Regions from separate parts of the Homo sapiens genome. Here region 2 is linked to region 1. The links are chromatin loops, found by intact Hi-C in ENCODE. Cell type or tissue: psoas muscle. All regions are shown on one strand. Each heading gives the region's core, and the rest is flanking DNA. Links, peaks and the distances in the headings are about the cores only.

What was found. Hi-C counts contacts between places; a loop is a spot of excess contacts. Peaks named below come from ENCODE experiments on the same cell type or tissue, not always from the same donor. Only the 100,000 strongest peaks of a DNase experiment are listed, where the experiment ranks them.
Region 2: it touches region 1 in a loop (3-fold over the local background); 4 of 110 quality-filtered maps call a loop at or near these places.

The regions. Positions count from the first base shown.
Region 1 is chr16:66,124,081-66,132,420 of GRCh38, forward strand. No RefSeq gene overlaps it. Among named protein-coding and RNA genes, the nearest start is that of CDH5, 240 kb to the right of the region's middle. In psoas muscle, for the core only: no CTCF peak of the experiment used is centred there; a DNase peak (open chromatin) is centred at 3,591; H3K27me3 peaks cover 970 bases.
Region 2 is chr16:66,066,435-66,074,774 of GRCh38, forward strand. No RefSeq gene overlaps it. Among named protein-coding and RNA genes, the nearest start is that of CDH5, 300 kb to the right of the region's middle. In psoas muscle, for the core only: no CTCF peak of the experiment used is centred there; a DNase peak (open chromatin) is centred at 4,217; H3K27ac peaks cover 1,633 bases.

The sequences.
Region 1 (8,340 bases), core at 302-8,301:
TGCTTTTTATACATTAATTCAACAGCTATTGGTTTATTAAAATAACTCATATAACTTGCTTGTAAAAACTTGTGGAAATTTGGAAAACAGAAACGCAAAAGGAAAAAGAAAATACAGAAGCAACTAAGAATCCTATATAATTGTATCATGCAGAGAGAACAATTGGTTAATGGGTTCAAGGAGTCTCTTTTATTCTTGTACATGCAGGCACTTGTATGGGTTATTATATAGCATATTTCATTTCACACTGTTTAAAAATGAATTTTTTTTTTTTTTTTTTTTTTTTTTTGAGACAAAGTCTCACTCTTGTCGCCCAGGCTGTAGTGCAGTGCCACAATCTCGGCTCACTGCAACCTCTGCCTCCTGGGTTCAAGCAATTCTCCTGCCTCAGCCTCCCAAGTAGCTGGGATTACAGGCACCCACCACCACATCCAGCTAATTTTTGTATTTTTAGTAGAGATGGGGTTTCCCCATGTTGGCCAGGCTGGTCTCAAACTCCTGACCTCAGTTAACCCAACCACCTTGGTCTCCCAAAGTGTTGGGATTACAGGTGTGAGCCACCGCACCTGGCCGAAATTTCATATTTGATCCTGTGATAGTAAGTATTTTCTAAAGCAAAATTATAATAGTTACCCAATATTATACCACACAAATTTTTGATAATTTATTTAACCACTATTTAATTATTATACATGTCAAGGATTTGGGGTAATGTTTGGTTCTTGTAAGTGTTATTACAATGAACGCCTTTGAATTTTTCTTCTAAAAGAAAAATGTAAAGCTATCTTGTAAAGATAGTTCCTTTTGACTTCACCTGTAGTTGACATCTTTTACTAGTTTTTCTCCTGGAGTGGAAGGCCCTTTTGTATAGCAAAGGTTTTAACCCTTTTTCTGCCAAATGCGTATGATGTTCACCTAGTTTGCTGTTTGCCTTTTAATTGTATAGAGTATATTGAATGAGGGAAGGTTAAATTTTTTAATATTTTGGGGATTTTTTTAAAAGGTGAGGATCTATCTAGATTGATTTTTCTTCCAAATAATCAATTTTCACGATATGATTTGTTGAACTATATGCCCTTATTGTTCTCATTCTGAAGGTGTTTTAGTCTATACCAACTTCTAGTTCACACAGAACTATCTATTCTATTCTATTCTATTCTATTCTATTCTATTCTATTCTATTCTATTCTATTCTATTCACCTGTCGGTTGAGTCTTACTCCTGTGCTAAACCATTGTAATTACTAGTGTCATGTTGTATTTCAATTTCCTGAAGGTAAGAGTTCCGTTTTTCAATATGTTCTAATTCACACAGCGGCCGGTTAGCTCAATTGGTTAGAGTGTGGTGCTAATCAAAATGTTCTAATTCTGAATCCAGAATAGAAAGAGGTCTCAAATAAACAGCAAGAATCTCATACATGTTGGCTGGTGTGTTCATATGAGAATTAATTCCACACCAAGCGCACTAACTATGCTGAAATGGAAGAGCTGGGAAAGAGATCTTATGCCTTGACTGCCTGCTTCCTTGAAACAAAGGCGCTCATTGGAAACTACAGTTCCCAAAATCCACTGCTCCAGGGCTTGACTGGTGCCTCTGCTGCCCACTGCACTGAGCTCATGAACCACTCTGGCCAGAATGGTCCTTTCATCGGGCTCCAGACAGCAGCCAGAGGATGTCCTGAGATGGTGGCTAGGAGAGGGAAGATATAAAATGTGCTCTGAGGGCCTCAAAGGCAGGACCACTGTCTATTGGGATGGATGTTCAGTTCTTAGGTTAGACAGGACACTAGCCCTCTGGCCCAAGAAGCCCGGAGAGAGGGAGAACCCCTCGACCTGTCTTCTTCCCTTTTGGCTAATACATTCATTCAGACTGGAGTGGCAGAACACGCTTTGGCATTTAACAGCAATCTCCATTCTGCTTCGTGTAGAAACTGCCCTAGATACCTGGATCATGAGCTACCAGTCTTGTTTTCCGGCAATGATATCCTGTTCTGCTCCTTTCTGTTACTTTAAAAGTATATCTGGGCCAGGAACGGTGGCCCACACCTGTAATCCCAGCACTTTGGGAGGCCAAAGTAGGCAGATCACTAGGGCAGGAGTTCAAGACCAGCCTGGCCAATATGGTGAGACCCTGTCTCTACTAAAATACAAAAATTAGCCGGGCGTGATGGCACTTGCCTGTAGTCCCAGCTACTTGGGAGGCTGAGGCAGGAGAATCGCTTGAACCCAGGAGGCGGAGGTTGCAGTGAGCCAAGATCTTGCCACTGCACTCCAGCTTGGGCAACGGAGCAAGACTCCATCTCAAAAAAAAAAAAAAAAAAAAAATTATATCTGAAGGGCCTTGGAAGGTATTAAGAATTGCTTGCCAGGTGCCACCTGGAATTAGAAGTCACCAATTACTTGTTTTAGTAAATAAATAAAGTAAATATAAAATGCTAATGTCTTTCAGTATTAAGTTTTGCAAGAAGTGGCTGCAATTTTTCTCTGTGGGTGCTGTTGACAGCTCCTGCTTGGTCTTAGGAAGCTGGGGAAGACAGAAAGAAGGAATAATGGCTACTAAGCAGCTTGGGAGAGGGAGAGTTTCCTTAGCCCATGAGCTCAAACTATGTCACTTCTCTGTATTACCTCTAAGACCCTGCTGAGAATAAGAAGCTGATAGCTTTGTTCCCATTTGCCATGGTTCCCTGGGTGCCCTCTCCCTCCCTAAGGGACTTCACAGAGATGGCAGAGATGGTTCAAGGCTATCTGGGGTCCTCTGGCCATAACCAGGGCACAGTCTTAGGCCACACATGATGGGCAGAATCTCCCCCCACTCCCAACATTCTGGTCCCCTAGTTACTCCAATGCTAATCGAGGTACTGCGGTAAAGGGATTTTGTAGATGTAAAGTCCCAAATCAACAGACCTTAAAAAGCAGCGGTTATCTGGGTGGGCCTGACCCAATCAGATGAGCCATTTAAAAGCAGAATTTTCTCCAGCTGGTGGCAGAAGAGGAATCAGAAAGATTTGAGGCACAAGGGGATTTGCTATGTCTTTGTTGGTTTGAAGATGCGGGCGACCCCAGGAAAAGGAATGTGAGTGGCCTTACGTTGCTCACAGAGGCTCCTGATTGACCTCCAGCAAGGAAACAGACTCCAGTCCTTCACCCATAAGAAGCCAATTCTGTCAATACTTTGAGTGAGCTTGGAAATAGATGTCTCCCCAGAGCTCCCAGTAGAGGACTCAATCCAGCCTGTACCTTAATATCAGTCTTATGATACCCTGAGCAGAGAATTCAGCCATACCATGCTGGACTTCTGACCTACAAAACTGTATACGAATAAATGGGCGTTGCTTTAAGCCATTAAATTTGTGGTGATTAGTTATACAGCAATAGAAAACTAATACAGCATCCAGTGGCAACAAAACACGCCTCCCAGACCTGATTCCTCACTGTGCTGAGCAGATCGGCCTGGACTACAGCCCTGCTCTCTCTGCATCTTTGCAGGAAATTCCCTGTCAAAGATCAAAAGTTAGCCCAGTGTGGTTCATGACAGGAAAACAATTGCTCCCTGCCTGGCTCCTTGCCACCTGCACTGATGGGGAAGGGCGAACTCTGCCCATATCACAGTGTCCCTGGCGGCTGGGACGGCAGTGCAGCAAGCACGACCCATTAACACATCAAGAGAGTGCCACGGGACTGCATTGCTAAACCCCGATTTTGATTTTTCCAGGCATCTGGGGGAGGAAGAAGGAGGCAGAGGCTGTGTTCTGAATGTAAAGCCATCTATTTCCGTGCCTTCAAAAGGCAAAATCGTCTAAGCCCTCACAAGCGGAAGAAAAGGGAAGATGGGAGGGGACGCAAGGCAGTTGCCTGGAGGAAGGGTGGGGACCAGGGAGCTGGGACAGGTGGTACCGCGGATGCACCGCCAGCATGTTAAAACGCTCTCCCCACAGACCCGACAATCACCAGCGCTACACACCCGACAATTTGAGATTTAGACATATTCAAGTTTTCTAAGCCTCAAATTAGCCCTTGTAAGAGCTTATCTTCTTTCCCCCCAATTGACTTTAATCAAGTGCCTCAGAAGCTGGGAAATATTTTAAGTTAATCAGGCCCTTAATGCGGTGCCTGGGGAATGCCGCCGAGCTGCCTGCTCCTGCTCCTCCCTTCACTATCCTTTTCCCATCTCTTCCTCTCTTCCCTTTTCCCCCCACTGCATTTGTGAAATGCTTGGCAAACGTGTCTCACCAGTGAAAGGGAGACCGAAAGAGAGAATGCGACAGTGAACACGACACATTACAGCAACATCATAAAATGGTTTTCCTGACATTCGTAGGCAAATGCTGGCTACAGTAATGAGCAGCCTTTGTGAAAATGTTTCTATCCGAAATGTTTTAATAAGTGCTTAAAGTGCACGGAACACATGGCAGATTCCTGCCCAACAAGAACTCACAGCACAGTGACCTCATTTCTGACTCCCAACTACAAGCCAAGGTCTGACGAGATGGCAAATACTTGAATACTGATAATCATAATCATGAAGATTTATCGACCACTTACTATGTGCTCGCTGCTGTGTTCTACATATGCAGACTCATTGGCTTTCCACAAAGTAAAAGTCCTTTAAGAGCAATACAATTACTATTTCTGTCTTATAGGTGATGAAACTGCAGCCTAAAGAGGCTAAGTAATTCATTCCAAGAGCGTTCTACTGAGAACTTGCGAGCACCCAGAAATTCCAAGCTGGATGTATTCCGTACCCCGAGTCTACGTAGCGAGATCTGATAACCCCACAAAACAAGGGGCGAGGCTGCAGGACTCCAGAAAGGGCAGGCTGAGGTCAAACACACATCTGTATCTCACATCAGGCTGCCCAGAGGCACACCTTGAGATGAGAATTTGTGTGCAGGAGATTTATTTAAGGAAGAAGGAACAGAAATGAGAGAGTGAGAGAAGAAGGAAAAACAGGGAAAGGGAAGAAACCAAGCAAGGGTGGGATTTTAGGCAAAGTCCCAACCTCAGCCTGATCCCCTGGGGGACCCTGGAGCATAGATTACACCTCAGTGTTTGTCCTACCTCCAGCAAGGGAGCAGCCTTCTGTTTTCCAGCACCAGTTACTCATTGGCTGCAGGCTGCCCGGGAGGCAACAGGATTCCAGGCCCTTTCAGCTCTCTGTGCTCTTAGGTGAAGTGGATCCACAGGTTCAAGCAGTCAACGGTGAAGCAGATGTTACTGCATGCACAGATGGGCCAGAGGGATCTGAGGGGATCTGAGCAGAGCCTTGTTGGTGTCCCCTGCAATCTATTTAAATCCTGAGGTGTTTATCTAGCTGTGTGGCGTTGGGCGAGTTTCTTAACCTCTCTGAGTCTCAGGATCTGCACCTGTGAAATAGGAATAATGATTCCTATTCCTTTCAGAGTTAGCATGAGAATTCAATTAGATAAAATGAGGATGTGTGATTTAAAATTGGCATCAATACTCCATGATGCAGCATTGCCCAAATGGCCATAAAATTCCCCAAAAAGATAGAGGAAAAGACCAAAAAAATGATTATAATTTTTTATAATCAGCCCCCATCCTTCCCCATCAATGAGGAGGCCATTTTGAACTATCCCTTTGAGCTACGACCATACACGCAGAATTAGGTCTTCCCCTTAAAACCCAACCACTTTGGGCCCGAGAAAAAGCTCCCCGATAACAGTTGGGAGCCGCCCCATGCAAAGTCAGCTCCCCACACTGCACATCAAGTGCCTGGGCCTGCATCTCTATTTTGCTACTACCCAGAGGATGGAGCTTATAAAATTTCAAAGAAAGGGCCCATGTGAAAGGGGGAGAGAAGAGACGTAGGTCCAGGGTTGGTGTCTGCCAGAGTTCTCTCTAATCTAGCCCCACTGTTTTAGTTCTTTAATTAAGTGCCTCTGCTCACATTCCCCACTCACCTTCCCTAGAAACCCAACTATATTGAGCAGATATGTAAAAGCCGACAATTAAATTGTCTTATCAAATTTTCGCAGCTTATTAAGTTGTTCAATTGCATGGGAAATGATTAGTGTCTGTAAATAGAGAAAGAAAGCATCAGCCCAGGAGGCTGCAGACTGGGGCTGGAGGATCTAAAGGTAATCTCCTAGAAGGGGTGGGGGTGTGGGCTGGCCTCACTGAATTCTCGGCAGTGTCCCCCTTCTAGTCCTCAGAAAGCCCAACAGGCTTTTCATTGAACATCCAGGTAGGAAGGAGTGGCAGAGATTAACTGACTTCTCTGACGTCCCAGAGAGATCCCTGGACCTGGAGACAGGAGGCAGAATTTTCAAGTCTAAACTCCATCATTTACCAGGTGCGGGAACTCAGGAAAGCCACTGACACACCCTCAGTCTGTTTGCTTATTCCATTTGGCCAGGACTGGGGCAGAGACCTCATTCCTGGTGATGCCTGGTGCTCACTCAGTGCCTTACTGAGGGTGGCCTGGTACTCAGGAAGAAGCCTCTTGTGTAGCTGCATGTAAACAGCTTCCACCAGTGTGCTTTACAGATCAGACCCCAAGCAAGCCTCCTTCCTTCCTGTCCAGGAGGGCCTCTCATTAACAAATTCTAGAGTCTAAGCTTAAAGTCAGTGCCTGACCATCAGGAAGGCTGAAGCCCTCGTGCCCCAGCAGCATTCCTGTGGTCGCTGGTGGAATTGTTTATTCCATTTTGGATATGAAAAGAGAAAGCTTTATGTGCCTCATTTTCCAGGAATGTCTCATTTAGATTAGCTGTTTGTTGTTGGTCCAGCCACCTCCACCCCACCCCCCAAAAAACTACAAATTACATAGATATGTGAATAAAACAGCCAAAATTTGACCGTTGGCATGGATGCTGAGCACCATCACTCACTTTGCTTAAGGATAGGGTATCTTTTAAAATCTCGTATTGGCTTCAGCTCAGTTCCCTGAAAATATAGAGGAGCTACAGAACCCCCTAGGGCTCTAGGAGTGGGACTAAGCAGGAAACTGGGGAAAGGACTTTGAAGGGATCCCTTTTTTTCTCTTGGATCAAGACATCCATGTTGGATAAAATCTGAAATAAAAAAAAATAAAAATAAAATAAAATAAAAAAAACAGAGAGTTTAGAAGTAGCCTGGGCCCAGCCAGGCAGAGAGGCTGTGGCCAGGGCTGGACTACTGAACACGTGGTCTGATGGCTTAAGACAGGAGCAAAGCAGAAACTCCCAGAACAAATTTGCCATGCACAGTGCAAATGAGTAGAGAGTTGGGGTCGGCCTCTGTCCAACCTACATCCACATCCCTTGAAGCAGCACCTATCCCATGACTCATCAACAATTATCCCATGATTCATCAACTGTTGAAGGGGTCACGGTGCATCAGCCCCAAGAAGAACTATAACAACATACAGTTTTGCACAGATTTCTTCATAACTTTAGGGCACTGTCACATTCACCTGCCTGGTGACCCTCTTAATGTCCCTGAAAGGGGCAGGGCAGCTCTCACCACCCCTATTTGTTCTCATTGGAAACTTCCAAGCTTAGAACTTCAACCATTGCATAATCCATTGCGTAGAGTTGAAGTCAGGTTTACTTGACTTGTTCAAGTTTGCAAAACAACCTCTAAGTAGCCTGGGAGTAGAACTCAAGGTTTCTAACTGAATACACTCTTTCATACCATTTCAAAACACTTTGGGAAAAGACCCATAATAAAGTCACAGGCCACCAAAAATCCATTATGCCCCAGTCGGAAACTCAAGACCCTGGGCACAGGCATCCCAGAGAAAAGTGAAGAGAGGATGTTTTCCTTTCTTCTTGAGGTCAGCTGCTGAGTTCTTCCTGTACATAAAGACTCCTTTTCTCAGTTTTTCACGACATGAAGCACTGTTGCTTATATTCTGGCAACGCTTTAAATGCTTTGCTCACAACTCCTTCCCTCCTTCTCCACTCATTTCCCTTTTATGAACATGCTATCCTTATCCAGAATGACAGGTGCTGTGGGGAGAAAAGCACAAGAAAATCTAACTTTCTTATAAACATACAAAAATTTGCAATGTGAGAATTCTCTTTTTTGATGGATTAGTCATGCATATTCTACACAATGAGTCAGCTAAGTTAGAAACATTAATGGATTCAATGGAACCTGGGACATCTTTTATTATTAATACCAGGACCCACCCTGGTGTGGATGGGTCACCAAAGAAGCATCGTCTTATTCACTAAATGGGACACAGAGTTGAATTTTGGACCTGGGGAGGTTTGCTTAGCTGTGGAACAGTAGGGCACAGAGGGAAGAGAACCCATCAGATACAGATAGGGTGCAAATGTCAAGTTCAGTGCTAACAGGGACCCTCGAATTTTATGAAGCAGACCTCTTTGTCCTC
Region 2 (8,340 bases), core at 249-8,248, 58 kb before region 1:
GTACATCCACAACAGAATCTTCAGTTTTGCTGAGCGGGGTGATAGAAAAACTATCAGCTGAAGTTTCATCACGTGAAGATAGATTCATAAGTTGCTTCAAATCAGGAGTCAACAAATTACAACCCAAAGGCCAAACCCTGTCCATTTCTTGTTTTTGTAAATAGTTTTATTAGAACACAGCCACACCCATTCATTTGCTTATTGTCTACAGCTGCTTTCTTGTTACAAGAGCAGAGTTGAATAGCTGTGACAGAGAACATAGAGCCCCAAAAGCCTAAAGTATTTGCTACCTGGCCATTTTCAGAAAAAGCTTGATGATCCCTTCTCTAAATAAAGGTCTACAGAAATTGGAAGAGCCCAAGAGAGGGGAGGAAGCTGAAAGAAGATAGCCTGAGAGGGGAAGAAGAAGATATTTGATGGAAAGAGAGTGAAATAGGACTGCAGTGATTTGACAGTGGCATGAAGAGAAACTTTGGAAAATCAGGTGTTTAACATGGATTTTTATAGTTTTGCTCTGTAGCATGCAATTCAGTGTATTCCCTTGGTCACCCTGAGAAGAAGTCTTCCATTATTTTTTTAAAACTTCCATCCCTTATTAAAAATTTCGGATTATATTTGTGATTTTTACTAATGCCAAGTTCATAAGATTTGCCTACAGACAGGAGGTACTGGACAAATGCAGGGATGACTGAAAGAGGTCCAGTTATGTTTGGGTTTGAAGAAAACTTCCAAGGTTTTGGCATAGTAAATCGGGGTCAATTTTTTTTTTAAAGGAAACTTTCAAGAAAGGCCTAATGGTAAATGTGGAGAAATTGAGACTTTCTCCTTCTTTTCTATGCTACTCTAGCCTAGCCATGAGATGACAGAAGATGAGACAGAAATCTAGAAAGCTCAATGCAATAATAACAATAACTACCATTTGAGCACTGGAAATGTTATCATTACCTCTTATTCATTACCTCATTGAGCCTCCAAGAGAACCTTAGCAGAAGGCACTATTATTAGCCCCGCTTTACAGATAAAAAACTGAGGCTCAACAAAAGCAAGTGGCAGCTCATAGTACCAAAGTGGAGATGTAAACGTGGCTCCAGAGAATATCCTCATGGTTTTGCCTCCTTCTCCATCTTCAGAGAGTTCCAAGCCACAAGTTGACCCAGAGGTGCTAGCCACATGCCCACGGCATTATCAAAGCCTAATGGGCCCTCAAAGACCACCTCCTGAGATGTCCTAAGACCTGGAGGAGATCCCAGCTCAATCTCATATCCCTCATGTCCTATTGTCTTCCTCCCTTTCCAGTGAATTCCTTCTGTTTTCTTCACCCCACCCTCATTCTCTTGCCATTCACTTCTTTAATTCCTACTCCCTTTCTATGGCATTGTCTTCATTTATTCACTCCCTGGAACTTGCTTTCAAGAACACTTACAATACAGCACGATCGCCAAACCTCAGGAGTCTATGAGAAAAGTATGCTTCTAAGGGAAAACAAAGGATCCCACTGAGTCTCATGTAATTCAAAGAGGCTGATCAAACACATATTTTGAGTTTCCTAGTAGCCAGCCCGAAGAGGAAATCTATGTCCACATAATTTAAGTGATTTATTTTTCCAGGAGAGGCGCAATTATTCTTCATTCTAAAATAAAGTTCATTCTCCCAAGAGTTCTTCTTGAAAATACCATGAGAGAATACCATGATATACAGGCAATGTGACATTCAGCAACATTTTAGATCAAAGTCTCTGAAAATTCTCACAGGGCTCATCCTTATTTATTCAACATGTTCAGCAAAATTTATACAACATTTAACAAATATCTACTGAGGGCCTACTGTGAGCCAGGTACTGTTCTAAGCATACAGGACACATTGATAAACAATACAGGCATTGACCTTGCACCCCTAAGGTGGATGGTGATACAGTCAGATGACATCAAACCCTGCACCTAGGAAATGCATTCAAACTAGCTGGTCCCCAAACAGGAATAGGTTCAGAGACACTGGCATCGCTGCATGGTCAAAGAAGACTGATTGACAGAAAAAGGAAAGTGACTGCAGAAAACAGAAGTGCAGTCAACAAGCAGCTGGATTTGTTACAGCCGGCATTTGCTTTATCTGAACAGGATTTGAACAGTTGGCCACCTTTGACTGGCCGAAACTCAAGAGTTTTGTACTCTAGGTACCAAGAGTAGGTTACAGCCTGTTTCCATATCCATTTACGTTACAGTTCCCTATGTATGGAGAAATCTTTAGGCCTGACTTAAAATATGTAAGGAGGCAGCTTTAGGCTAAACTTAATTCAACAGGGGTAAATGTCACTCCCCAGATGTATAGCTTTTAGATCTAATGATGTTTGGAGTGAGGTGCTAGAAAGAAGTCACTGGGCTCAGGGTGGCTTGCAGACTCAATTTTTAAATATACACAAATATGTGTCAGTATATATACACTGTGATATATACATACAAATATACATAATATATGCATATATCAAAAATCTGTTCCCTCCCTGTGGCCTTTCCCCAAGCTTCTTACACATCTAAAGCTGGCTGACCTCTGCAGGTTTCTGAGTGCTGCCTTAGGGGAATGAATGGGTGGATGGACCATAACCTTCAAGCAATTCCCTTCCAGAATGTAATATATTCTTGAACCTTGATCATGTTATATAAAGAATATATATTACATATATTATATATATTTATATATAATATATTAATATATAGATATACATAGATAGATAGATATAGATATAGATATTTTAAGACAGTTTCACTCTCATTGCCCAGGCTGGAGTGCAATGGCATAATCTCGGCTCACCGCAAGCTCTGCCTCCCGGGTTCAAACGATTTTCCTGCCTCAGCCTCCCAAGTAGCTGGGATTCCAGGCATGCACCACCACACCCGGCTAATATTGTCTTTTTAGTAGAGACAGGGTTTTTCCATGTTGGTCAGGCTGGTCTCAAACTCCCAGCCTCCAGTGATCCATCCCCCTTGGCCTCTCAAAGTGCTGGGATTACAAGTGTGAGCCACAACGCCTGGACAAGAATATTTTTTAAAGAATCAAATTGCTCCTCGCCCACTCTGAAACAGATACCAAGCGCTGGCAAATACCTAACAGAGATTTTTCCCCCAAATCTGAGATTCAAAAAAAAAAAAAAAAAGAGAGAGAGAGGCCTTTTCTGGAATTTCAAGGTTTCAAAACAAAGTAGGGGACCAGTCCTCAGTAATCTCCCTTTAGATCTAAGACTTTGATTTTCTTCAATTCTCAGGGAGATCAAATGAAATTCATCCCAGCAGGCAAACCCCAGAAATTCCACAAGCATCTGCATCACCGAGGGATGGACATTTCTTCAAATGAACAATACCCTGGAGACTTCAGGCTTCTCAGTTTTCAAGCTGTCGATTCCTAACTTGGAAAAAGGGATGCGGGAGCTGAAAGCTGAGAACCTATAGAAGAGATAAAAGTTCAACATGATCCTATGGGAAGAGACTTAACTTTAGTCAGCCAGAGAATGTAAAAAAGAAGGAAAAGAAAGGAAGAAACAAACCTCACAAAGCACACACATTCCAAATGTGCCTGCACAGGAAACGATGTAAGATCATCTTCATGTGGTGGAGCCATGTTGTACCTGCTTTAAGTGTCTAGTACATCTAGAGCTTTTATAAAAGGTGTCCTATGAGAGGAACTGCAATTTCCGTATCTCCAGCTGTATGCACATCTAATTATGTGTTACGACTCTCGGCTCTGATAGCAATTAGGATATAAGTTGTACTTCTCACCACACCCAAATGCGATCCTTACCAAAAAGGAAAGGAGAACTTGGAGAACTTGCAACAGAGAATTCTTCTTCTGTTGGGTCAGAGTCCAAAGTGAGCACCATCTCTGCAGAGGAGCAGAGTCAGGGTGCTGCAAGCCACCATTCCCTGGGGATGGAATAGGAGGAAAGCAGGGAGAAGGGAGATATTATTATTAACAGAGCATCAGCTCTGTGCCAGACACTATTTGTACGCATTGTCTTTGCAAATAACAAATTATTCCAAAATTTAACAGCTTGATAACATTTATTTTTCAGCTTCTGAGGTCAGGAAACCAAGCATGGCCTAGCTGGGTGCTCTGGCTCGAGGACTCTCACAAGGCTGCAATCAAGGTATACTGGCAGGAGCTGAATGCATTGCAAGGCTCAACTGGGGGAAGATCTGCTTCCAAGTTCACAAACATGGCTATTGGCAGGCCTCCAGTCCTTGCTGGCTGTTGGCTGGAGACATCCTTTCCTTGCCATATGAGCCTCTTCAGAGGGCAGCTCTTGACAGAGCAGCTGGCTTCCTTCAGAGCAAGTGAGGGAGAGAGCAAGAGAGGGCACTCAAGATAGAAGCCACAGTTTTTCATAGCCTAATCCTGGAAGTGACACCTCATCACCATTGCTGTATTATCCTCATTAGAGGCAAGTCCCTAGGTCCAGTCCAGGCTTAGGAAGAGGGGGTCGCACAAGGGTACCAACAGCGGAAGGCAGGGATCACTGAGGACCTTTTTAAATGGTTTTTACATATGTTTATTGAAAACAAGATGTTGTAGAGAGGATTTTTTTCCTAATTGTGCAGACTGTATAGCTGAGTCCATGAAAGTGTGAGTAAACTAAAGACAACTTTATAGCTTTATGGTAGAGCCGGGATCCTAACTGAAGAACCCATATGCTTTCTGCAGCATCACACAATAGGGAAAGGAAACTACAGAGACTTTTCTCTTCCTTAGCAGTTTCTTGCTCCTCTTGGAGAAAACCAATATTTTAAAAGGGCAAATTAATGCCTCATGTGGCACAATAGTGTCCCACAAATTTGTTTTGTTTGCTGCAGAAAGGCTTTTAATATATTTTGCATGGAACTCTAATAAGTTAAACATTAAAAAGCATATTTGCTCTAGTGCAAACAGCATATAGGGTGGGCTGGGATAAGAGTATACACTCAATTTCTCTCTCTTACTCTTTGAGGCCCGAGGCTCTGGGAAGTTGGTTTGAAAATTTACAAGGACAGTAGAAACTATGGTAAAATCTACAAGTACAGAGGTTTTAGAGTCAGAAAACCATCACCTACCAGCTGAGAGGTGTTAAGCAAATTACTTCTCCAAACTGAACCTTCCTTTCCTCGTCTGGAATAGTTGAATAATGGTAATTTTTATTCCACTGGGATAAAGATGCCAGCGATAGCCCTGGGTAGTGCTAGTTAATGCTAATTAACAAATGCTAGTTAGTATTGTTAAACTGAAGCATTACTAAATACCAAGATATTATCAGACTTGTCTCCTAGAAAGAGGGGAAAAAGGCAAGAGCCTCAGATACCAAATAAGATTGATGCTGTGAAACACGAAATTCATGAAATGAAAGTTAAATGTGACACAAAGAATGAGTGGGATGTTTACTTTTGGCCATGAAGGGATAACTGATATCAGAGTTTTCTTCCTATATTAAATAACTAGAATACTGGACAAAATACATGAGATAACTGATTTCAGTTGTAGGGAACAGTCAGTGCAAGTCTGCTATGAGATGAGGCCCATGTTGGTTCTGACTTTCTGCCTGGGTGATTCATTATGGCCTGATACCTCCATGGGAAGAGGCAACAAAAACTGGACTTGAAAGAGGTTGAGGTGGCCGCAATTTGTAGGGCATGGTACTAGAAAGAAGGTGTCTAAGGGGAGAAACTCCAGAAATGTACATAGGAGTTCTCTTGAATCTTTTGTTGAATTCTAAGCTCTGAATGCACAAGGCAAGACTCCAGGAGACAAAGGACAGCTAGTAGGGGAAAGAAACTACTGAGGAACTGTGATCTGAATTGCCTGTGCTCACATAGGCTGAGAGGCTCCAGCTAGTGAGAATCAAAGGATAGTTCAACACCCCAGGCATCTGGTAGAGACAGTAAAAGGGCCATGCCTTAGACATAGAGCTAAGCTAGTCCTAGAACCACCCACACAGAGCTATTTTAAAAATCCTTGAATGAATTAAGAGATCCACAAGTAAATGTTACTTTCTGCTGGAACAAAACAGAACCAAACTGTGGAATGAAGAAGACATCAAAATCTCAACAACTAAGAACTGAGCATCCACAAAGTTCAGCACACAATTTAACAAAAACAAAAGCCTTACTAGACATGTGTGTTAGTCCATTCTTGCATTGCTGTAAAGAAATACCTGACACTGGGTAATTTATAAGGAAAAGAGGTTTAATGAGCTCACAGTTCTGCCAGCTTTACAGAAAGCACAGTGCTGGCATCTGCTCGGCTTCTAGGGAGGCCTCAGGAAGCTTAAGATCATGGTGCAAGGCAAAGACAGAGCAGGCACATCACATGGCCAGAGCAGAAGCAACAGAAGGTAAGAGGGAGGAGAAGCTACACACTTTTAAACAAACAGATCTTGTGTGAATTCAGAACAACAGCTCACTTACCACCAAGGATATGGCCCAAGCCATTTATAAAGGATCTGCCGTCATGATCCAAACACCTCCCACCAGGTCCCACCTCCAGCACTGGGGATTATAATTCAACATGAGATTTGAGTGGGGACGAATATCCAAACTATATCAACATGCACAGTAGATAAAATGAGATGCATATCTGTATCTATTGAAAAAAATCAGTCAATAGATACAGACTCAGAAGGGTCAGAGAGGATAGAATTAAGAGACAAGAACTTAAAACAGCTGGTATTTCAAAGACTTAAAGAAAATAAGAATATAAAGAGGGAACAAATAGAAATTCTCAATTGAGAAATGAAGACTATAAAAATAACTACACTTATTAGAATGGCTAAAATTCAAAACAATGGCAATACCAAATATTGATCAGGATGTGAAGCAGCAGGAACTCTCATTCATTGCTGGTGGGAATGCAAAATGGTACAGTCACTTTGGAAGATAGTTGGACAGTTTCTTACATAGCTGAACATAGGCTTATCATACCATCCAGCAATCATGCTCCTAAGTACTTTCTCAAATGAAATGAAAACGTATGCCCACACAAAAACCTGCACATGAATGTTTATAGAAGCTTTATTCATAATTGACAAATATTGGACTTAGCCAAGATATATTTCAATATATAAACAAACTATGCTACATTCCCACAATGGAATATTACTTAGCAATTAAGAAGAAATCAGCTATTAACCCACAAAAAGACATGAAGAAATCTTAAGTGTATATTTCTAAGTGAAAAGAAGCCAGTCTGAAAAGACTGAATACTGTATGTTTTCAATGACATGATGTTCTGGAAAAGGCAAAACTAGAGACAGAGTAAAAATATCACTGGTTACCAGGGGTTTGAGGGAGTGGAAAAAAGAAGGGATGAATATGAGGGGGCTGTGGATTTTAGGTCCAGTGAAACTATTCTATATGATACTGTAATACGGACACATGACATTAGGCATGTGTCAAAACTCATCAAACTATACAGTAGAGAAAACTGCATGAGAGAGAGATGAGACAGGGTATATGGGAACTCTGCATTTTTTGTGCAATTCTGTTAATTTTAAAATGCTTTAAAAATAAATCTATTAATTTAAAAAGAGCCAAATGAAGTTTCTAAAACTGAAAAATAGACTATCTGACACTTAAAAATCCACTGAATGAGCTAAGTTGCAGATTAGACCTTACAAAAGAAATCAGTAGCTTTGTAGATACAAAAAAAAAAGCATCTGGATAGGAACACAGAGGGATAAAAAGGCTAAATAAAATGAACAATCTCAACTATGAGACAGTATCAAGTAGCGTAATACACATGAAATTAGAGTCTCAAAATGAAGGGACAAAGATTGTGGTAGAAAAAGAATATTCACTGATGACTGAAAAATTTCCAAATTTGCCAACAAATATCAACTTGCAGATTCAAGAAGTTCTATGCACCTCAAAAATAATAAAGAAAACTACACTGAGACTTATAACAAAATTCTGAGAAACCAAAGTTTAAAATCTTAAATACAGTCAGAGAAAAGACATCTACAGAAAAAAAAAGTGAAAAAAAAAATCACCACTGACTTTTCACCAGAAATAATGCAATCCAAAAAATATTAGAACACCTCTAAAAGGCTAAAATAAGATTGTTATTCTAAAATTCTGTATCCAGAAAAAAATACCCTTCAAAATGATGGCAAATTTAGAAATTCTTAGACAAACCCGAAAAAAATTTATAGCTAAAAAGCCGACATTATAAAAAATGTTGAAGGAAGTTCTTCAGGGAATAGGAAAATGTGTAAATCTGAATTTCTATCTTGTATCAAAGGGATGATGCATACCACACACAGAAAACAGATGGGTAAACATAAAAGACTTTTTCTGTCATTTCTTCATTTTTTTAAAGATGATTAAA